Regions from separate parts of the Homo sapiens genome. Here region 2 is linked to region 1. The links are chromatin loops, found by intact Hi-C in ENCODE. Cell type or tissue: CD4-positive, alpha-beta T cell. All regions are shown on one strand.

Region 1 (4,000 bases):
AGGAGAGGGTCCTCTTCTGATGAGGAAGGGGGACCAAAAGCAATGGGAGGAGACCACCAGAAAGCTGATGAGGCCGGAAAAGACAAAGAGACGGGGACAGACGGGATCCTTGCTGGTTCCCAAGAACATGATCCAGGGCAGGGAAGTTCCTCCCCGGAGCAAGCTGGAAGCCCTACCGAAGGGGAGGGCGTTTCCACCTGGGAGTCATTTAAAAGGTTAGTCACGCCAAGAAAAAAATCAAAGTCCAAGCTGGAAGAGAAAAGCGAAGACTCCATAGCTGGGTCTGGTGTAGAACATTCCACTCCAGACACTGAACCCGGTAAAGAAGAATCCTGGGTCTCAATCAAGAAGTTTATTCCTGGACGAAGGAAGAAAAGGCCAGATGGGAAACAAGAACAAGCCCCTGTTGAAGACGCAGGGCCAACAGGGGCCAACGAAGATGACTCTGATGTCCCGGCCGTGGTCCCTCTGTCTGAGTATGATGCTGTAGAAAGGGAGAAAATGGAGGCACAGCAAGCCCAAAAAAGCGCAGAGCAGCCCGAGCAGAAGGCAGCCACTGAGGTGTCCAAGGAGCTCAGCGAGAGTCAGGTTCATATGATGGCAGCAGCTGTCGCTGACGGGACGAGGGCAGCTACCATTATTGAAGAAAGGTCTCCTTCTTGGATATCTGCTTCAGTGACAGAACCTCTTGAACAAGTAGAAGCTGAAGCCGCACTGTTAACTGAGGAGGTATTGGAAAGAGAAGTAATTGCAGAAGAAGAACCCCCCACGGTTACTGAACCTCTGCCAGAGAACAGAGAGGCCCGGGGCGACACGGTCGTTAGTGAGGCGGAATTGACCCCCGAAGCTGTGACAGCTGCAGAAACTGCAGGGCCATTGGGTGCCGAAGAAGGAACCGAAGCATCTGCTGCTGAAGAGACCACAGAAATGGTGTCAGCAGTCTCCCAGTTAACCGACTCCCCAGACACCACAGAGGAGGCCACTCCGGTGCAGGAGGTGGAAGGTGGCGTACCTGACATAGAAGAGCAAGAGAGGCGGACTCAAGAGGTCCTCCAGGCAGTGGCAGAAAAAGTGAAAGAGGAATCCCAGCTGCCTGGCACCGGTGGGCCAGAAGATGTGCTTCAGCCTGTGCAGAGAGCAGAGGCAGAAAGACCAGAAGAGCAGGCTGAAGCGTCGGGTCTGAAGAAAGAGACGGATGTAGTGTTGAAAGTAGATGCTCAGGAGGCAAAAACTGAGCCTTTTACACAAGGGAAGGTGGTGGGGCAGACCACCCCAGAAAGCTTTGAAAAAGCTCCTCAAGTCACAGAGAGCATAGAGTCCAGTGAGCTTGTAACCACTTGTCAAGCCGAAACCTTAGCTGGGGTAAAATCACAGGAGATGGTGATGGAACAGGCTATCCCCCCTGACTCGGTGGAAACCCCTACAGACAGTGAGACTGATGGAAGCACCCCCGTAGCCGACTTTGACGCACCAGGCACAACCCAGAAAGACGAGATTGTGGAAATCCATGAGGAGAATGAGGTCGCATCTGGTACCCAGTCAGGGGGCACAGAAGCAGAGGCAGTTCCTGCACAGAAAGAGAGGCCTCCAGCACCTTCCAGTTTTGTGTTCCAGGAAGAAACTAAAGAACAATCAAAGATGGAAGACACTCTAGAGCATACAGATAAAGAGGTGTCAGTGGAAACTGTATCCATTCTGTCAAAGACTGAGGGGACTCAAGAGGCTGACCAGTATGCTGATGAGAAAACCAAAGACGTACCATTTTTCGAAGGACTTGAGGGGTCTATAGACACAGGCATAACAGTCAGTCGGGAAAAGGTCACTGAAGTTGCCCTTAAAGGTGAAGGGACAGAAGAAGCTGAATGTAAAAAGGATGATGCTCTTGAACTGCAGAGTCACGCTAAGTCTCCTCCATCCCCCGTGGAGAGAGAGATGGTAGTTCAAGTCGAAAGGGAGAAAACAGAAGCAGAGCCAACCCATGTGAATGAAGAGAAGCTTGAGCACGAAACAGCTGTTACCGTATCTGAAGAGGTCAGTAAGCAGCTCCTCCAGACAGTGAATGTGCCCATCATAGATGGGGCAAAGGAAGTCAGCAGTTTGGAAGGAAGCCCTCCTCCCTGCCTAGGTCAAGAGGAGGCAGTATGCACCAAAATTCAAGTTCAGAGCTCTGAGGCATCATTCACTCTAACAGCGGCTGCAGAGGAGGAAAAGGTCTTAGGAGAAACTGCCAACATTTTAGAAACAGGTGAAACGTTGGAGCCTGCAGGTGCACATTTAGTTCTGGAAGAGAAATCCTCTGAAAAAAATGAAGACTTTGCCGCTCATCCAGGGGAAGATGCTGTGCCCACAGGGCCCGACTGTCAGGCAAAATCGACACCAGTGATAGTATCTGCTACTACCAAGAAAGGCTTAAGTTCCGACCTGGAAGGAGAGAAAACCACATCACTGAAGTGGAAGTCAGATGAAGTCGATGAGCAGGTTGCTTGCCAGGAGGTCAAAGTGAGTGTAGCAATTGAGGATTTAGAGCCTGAAAATGGGATTTTGGAACTTGAGACCAAAAGCAGTAAACTTGTCCAAAACATCATCCAGACAGCCGTTGACCAGTTTGTACGTACAGAAGAAACAGCCACCGAAATGTTGACGTCTGAGTTACAGACACAAGCTCACGTGATAAAAGCTGACAGCCAGGACGCTGGACAGGAAACGGAGAAAGAAGGAGAGGAACCTCAGGCCTCTGCACAGGATGAAACACCAATTACTTCAGCCAAAGAGGAGTCAGAGTCAACCGCAGTGGGACAAGCACATTCTGATATTTCCAAAGACATGAGTGAAGCCTCAGAAAAGACCATGACTGTTGAGGTAGAAGGTTCCACTGTAAATGATCAGCAGCTGGAAGAGGTCGTCCTCCCATCTGAGGAAGAGGGAGGTGGAGCTGGAACAAAGTCTGTGCCAGAAGATGATGGTCATGCCTTGTTAGCAGAAAGAATAGAGAAGTCACTAGTTGAACCGAAAGAAGATGAAAAAGGTGATGATGTTGATGACCCTGAAAACCAGAACTCAGCCCTGGCTGATACTGATGCCTCAGGAGGCTTAACCAAAGAGTCCCCAGATACAAATGGACCAAAACAAAAAGAGAAGGAGGATGCCCAGGAAGTAGAATTGCAGGAAGGAAAAGTGCACAGTGAATCAGATAAAGCGATCACACCCCAAGCACAGGAGGAGTTACAGAAACAAGAGAGAGAATCTGCAAAGTCAGAACTTACAGAATCTTAAAACATCATGCAGGTAAGCTTCCTTGTCTTCTAAGATAATTTTTCTCTTTTATGCCAATAGATGGCAAATTTGTTACATAAGGAATCGGGAGCAAATAATTAATGCCTTCGTGTAGAACCTTCAGTTGAGGAAAATAACTATCAACTAGATTCAAAGATCTAGGATAGTTTCATGGTTTTTGGTGATTGAAATGCCATTTAGTCTTATCGATGTTATGAAAAGAACGACTTCGTTTTACCTCCTAATGTGACTGCTTTAGAATAAAATAAAACGGCATGTGTGTGTGCACATGTGCGTGTTTGACCCAAAGGCATAAGAAATACATTGTGTTCACTCAACTATCTTGTTGAGTTTTTTTAAAAATAACTAGTGCTCCAATGGCTGGGCGTGGTGCCTCACGACTCCGTCTCAAAAAAAAAAAACAAACAAAAAAAACTAGTGCCCCCAAATGGGCTAATATTAAACTGCCTGAAATATAGCTGATGATAGCTCTTTCAGAAAAAATGGATTTTTTTTCCCCTAGCAGTAGTAACAAGTATTTTTAAAAATTTTCCAGCGCATATAATGACCGACCCTCACTGTGTTAGTTACTTGCAGTTGCTAGTAACTCCCCATCTTTGTGGTTTTTGTTTTGTTTTGTTTTGTTTTCTTGAGACGGAGTCTCGCTCTGTCATCCAGGCTGGAATGCAGTGGCGCGATCTCGGCTCACTGCAAGCTCCGCCTCCCA
Region 2 (4,000 bases), 50 kb after region 1:
CAAAGTGCTGGAATTACAGGCATAAGCCACCACGCCCAGCCCTAGATTTCTTTATAGAGCATCTGTCTATAAGCAGATTACTTAGTTTTCCTGATGTCTTCGTTGGAATGTAAGCTTTGTGAAAGCCAGGGGCCCTATGTGTCATCTTTACCACTATGTCTTAGATCTTAGAGCAGCCCATCATAAGTTCTAATAAGTAATTGTGGAATTGGATGAGAAAATGAATATGAGTCAGTTTTACAATGCTGCATGCTTCCCAGATTATTTTAACAGTCTAGGGGATGTGGAAAGATTTTGTTTTAAAAACGTTTAAAAGTCCACGTTTTGTTTGATATTGTTCAGAGGAAGTGAAAATGTGGTCTTTAAAAAATTTTGTTGCCCGGGTGTGGTGACTCACGCCTGTAATCCCAGCACTTTGGGAGGCTGAGGCGGGTGGATCACCTGAGGTCAGGAGTTCAAGACCAGCCTGGCCAACATAGTGAAACCCCGCCTCTACTAAAAATATCAAAAATTAGCTGGGCATGGGGGTGGGCACCTGTAATCCCAGCTGCTCGGGAGGCTGAGGCAGGAGAATCGCTTGAACCCGGGAGGCGGAGGTTGCAGTGAGCGGAGATCGCGCCATTGCACTCCAGCCTGGGCCACAGAGCAAAACTCTGTCTTAAAAAAAAAAAAAAAAGGCTGGGCGCGGTGGCTCACGCCTGTAATCCTAGCACTTTGGGAGGCCGAGGTGGGCAGATCACGAGGTCAGGAGATCGAGACCATCCTGGCTAACACGGTGAAACCCCGTCTCTACTAAAAATACAAAAAATTAGCTGGGTGTGGTGGCAGGCACCTGTAATCCCAGCTACTCGGGAGGCTGAGGCAGGAGAATGGCGTGAACCTGGGAGGCAGGCGGAGCTTGCAGTGAGCCGAGATCGTGCCACTGCACTCCAGCCTGGGTGAAAGTGTGAGACTCTCAAAAAAAAAAATTGTTTCATTAACCCTCTATGAGGGAAGGGAATTTAGAATGGTGACATTAAACCTTCCTTTAAAATGGCAATTCAGAACCAGTGGAGAGAGCTGAAAGTGAGAGTAGATTTGGATTTGGAAAAATTCCCTCTACTTCTCATACACATCACCTTCTCCCAACACAGGCACTTTGTAAAGGCATAGAGCAGGGTCTGAGGAGATTGGGTTGGTGAAAGAGAGAACTGAGTCACTTGAGATTAGTACTTGGTAAGCAAGAGAGTGCTAATGAATTATTTAAAATCTGTGTAACCTGAGTGTAAACCAATACATAGACTAAGTTAGTGCTTCTCAGAGCTTAGGGAGCATAGGAGTCTCCTGGAGAATTAGAAGAAACAGATTTTCCTAGCTCCGGCCCCAGACGTTCTGATTTAGTGTGGTGTAGAACTCAGGAGTTAGTAATATTAATGGACAGTCTTGAGTATTTGCTGATGCAACTGGTCTGAGGACCATACTTTGGAAGACCTGCTTTAGATAGTAGACAGGACAGTAATTTAAAATAGGCAAATATGGTTTATTTTTAAAATGGTAAAACTAGAAAGATACTGATTTTATGTGTTTAAAAAAAAAAGTCTGCATCTGACTGCTATGGTTATCCAAGAAGGCACCCCAGAATACCTGTTGGCCACCGCTGTTTGGTATATGCAAAAATGTGTAGTTTTTAAAAGAGTCTTTTTGGGCTTGCACTGAGGAGCCACCCTATTTTATACAGTCAAAATATTGCTATATTTAAGTTAACCATTCTGTTCCAGTGCAGGATTCAGTAACATCTATTCTGTAAGTTTCAGTTGTGATATTTCTTAAAGATTCAAAGATGGATCCTGGGAATTTGATTTAGCCTCCATTTCATCTGGGAGTTAATCCTCACAGCAACCCTGTGAGATAGGTTAATAATTAAACCCTCCTATTCACACATATTTCATTAATCCTTACAGCAACCTGAGAGATAGTTTAATAATTAAACCTACTCCACAGATGAGGAAACTGAGGCCCAAGAGGTTCAGTGATTCGCCCAAGGTTATAACAGCAAGAATTGGTGGTGAAACAAGAATTCAAATCCAGATTGGTCTTAATAGTGAGCTCTCATGTGTGATAGAAATTAGATACCACTTTGAGGACTTTGGGAGCCAGTGGTGAATGTACTTACTTTAGGCTCTAAATACTCTGTGTAATTTCTTGGTCATTTTGTTCTTAGAGAGGTGGTGATCTTAATAAAGTTTTGACTTTATTAAGTAATTAAAAGTTTTTACTTATGTTACAACTAAAACAATTCTTTAAAACTTTCATAACTTGAAGTTTTAAATCCTAAAATTAGTTGAAAAAGATGTAATTGCCAGTGTATCGTAAATACTGGTATTTTAAAATAAAGCTGCTTTATCACTTTTAAGGAAAGCCCTTGTAATTTAGTGCATTGTAATAGTGTATTGAGCTGATGTCCACCATGATCCATGTAAACATAGGTGAACTATGCAAATACAAGTTTTTCTTCTTGAAAATGTTACATTTCCTCTACAACACTTTATGCTAATAAATGTTTATGAACCTCTTTTGATGATCCTTTCATTTCTTGTAAATTTTTGTATATAACTTGAAATGTTTAATTTGCTGTAATCATAAGGCATCAAATGTTCATGGTTTTTTTCTGGACTATTTTCACATTGTTAGTACTGATTAGTTGACCAAAACAGCAAATTGCATACATTGATACTTGCAGTAAAATTTCACTGGAATTGTACCTCCTAAAAAAAATGGGAGAAAACATAATGGCTTCAATTAAAGGAGGCTGCATTTACCAATCTTCCAAATTGTCCTTTTTTGTTTTTGTGGCTTCCCAAAAGTGTTGACAAATAGGTTTAATGTATTTAAAGGTTATTGAATGTAGTGGACCAAACTATTGAGGATAGGTGAGAGACGCCGCTTCTGTAAGTGTGATAAGGGAAGATGGGAAGAGCAGGATACACTGCAGGTGTGCACACAGGTATGTTGATTTTATGAAAATTGGAACTTGATCTAGGAAGCAATTTTTAAAGTTATTTTGAGACAGGGTTGCTGGCCTCAAGCAGTGCTCCCACCCTGACCTCCCAAAGTGCTGGGATTACAGGCGTGAGCCACCATGCACATCCTAAAAAGCAATTCTTGGACTATCTGTGCCTATATGCTCCTTGGAGAGTTTTTGTGGGTACCCTTGGCATACAGGTAGGTACCTCAAATGGAAGACAGCTACTGAAGAACTCTCGCTGGAAGACATCAGATGTTTATCCTAGCACTGTTAACTGCAGATAAATATGTCCATCAGTTAGTACAGATGAATGTATTCTCTTGGTATAATACTGTGTAGCAGTTAAGTGAGTTGCAAAACGAAAGGATATGTGTGAAAAAAAAGTTGACAGGTGAGGACTATAGTGGGGCATCGGGTTATGCATAAAAGTAAGGCAATGAAGGTAAAGATTTGATTTTTAAATGTTGTCAACCCAAGGAGGTAAATATGTAGATGTTAAATTCTTTGTGCTTGGTATTTTTTAAATTTCCCCAAAATATCTCTGGAACAAACATCTGTGGGAAGAATATTGTGACTAACTTGGTGAAAGGACAAAGTATTAATAAAAGGTGCCGGTGAACAGCCATACTCAAATCATGCCATCGAAAATAGGTATTTAAGATTTCATTTCTGCCACCAGAAGCCTGTCTTGTTATTGTATATATTGATTTCTCTCTTTTTTTTTTTTTTTTTTTTTTTTGAGACGGGAGTCTTTCTCTGATGCCCAGGCTGGAGTGCAGTGGCATGATCTCAGCTCACTGCAAGCTCCGCCTCCCGGGTTCATGCCATTCTCCTGCCTCAGCCTCCTGAGTAGCTGGGACTGCAGGCGCCTGCCACCACACCCAGCTAATTTTTTGTATTTTTAGTAGAGACGGGATTTCACCGTGTAATGTTAGCCAGGATGGTCTCGATCTCCTGACCTTGTGATCCACTCGCCTCGGCCTCCCAAAGTGGGAT

Evidence for each region. Hi-C counts contacts between places; a loop is a spot of excess contacts. Peaks named below come from ENCODE experiments on the same cell type or tissue, not always from the same donor. Only the 100,000 strongest peaks of a DNase experiment are listed, where the experiment ranks them.
Region 2: a loop joins it to region 1, with 1.9 times the contacts of the local background. A loop is called at or near these places in 5 of 110 quality-filtered maps.

Annotation. Positions count from the first base shown.
Region 1 is chr6:151,350,468-151,354,467 of GRCh38, forward strand. AKAP12 (A-kinase anchoring protein 12) reads left to right here. Exons shown (of 5, transcript NM_005100.4): 4 at 1-3,285. The coding sequence ends at 3,273. Among named protein-coding and RNA genes, the nearest start is that of ZBTB2, 39 kb to the right of the region's middle. In CD4-positive, alpha-beta T cell, no CTCF peak of the experiment used is centred here; a DNase peak (open chromatin) is centred at 2,144.
Region 2 is chr6:151,400,513-151,404,512 of GRCh38, forward strand. LOC124901232 (translation initiation factor IF-2-like) reads left to right here. Exons shown (of 3, transcript XM_047419613.1): 3 at 1-2,805. Among named protein-coding and RNA genes, the nearest start is that of ZBTB2, 11 kb to the left of the region's middle. In CD4-positive, alpha-beta T cell, no CTCF peak of the experiment used is centred here; no DNase peak of the experiment used is centred here.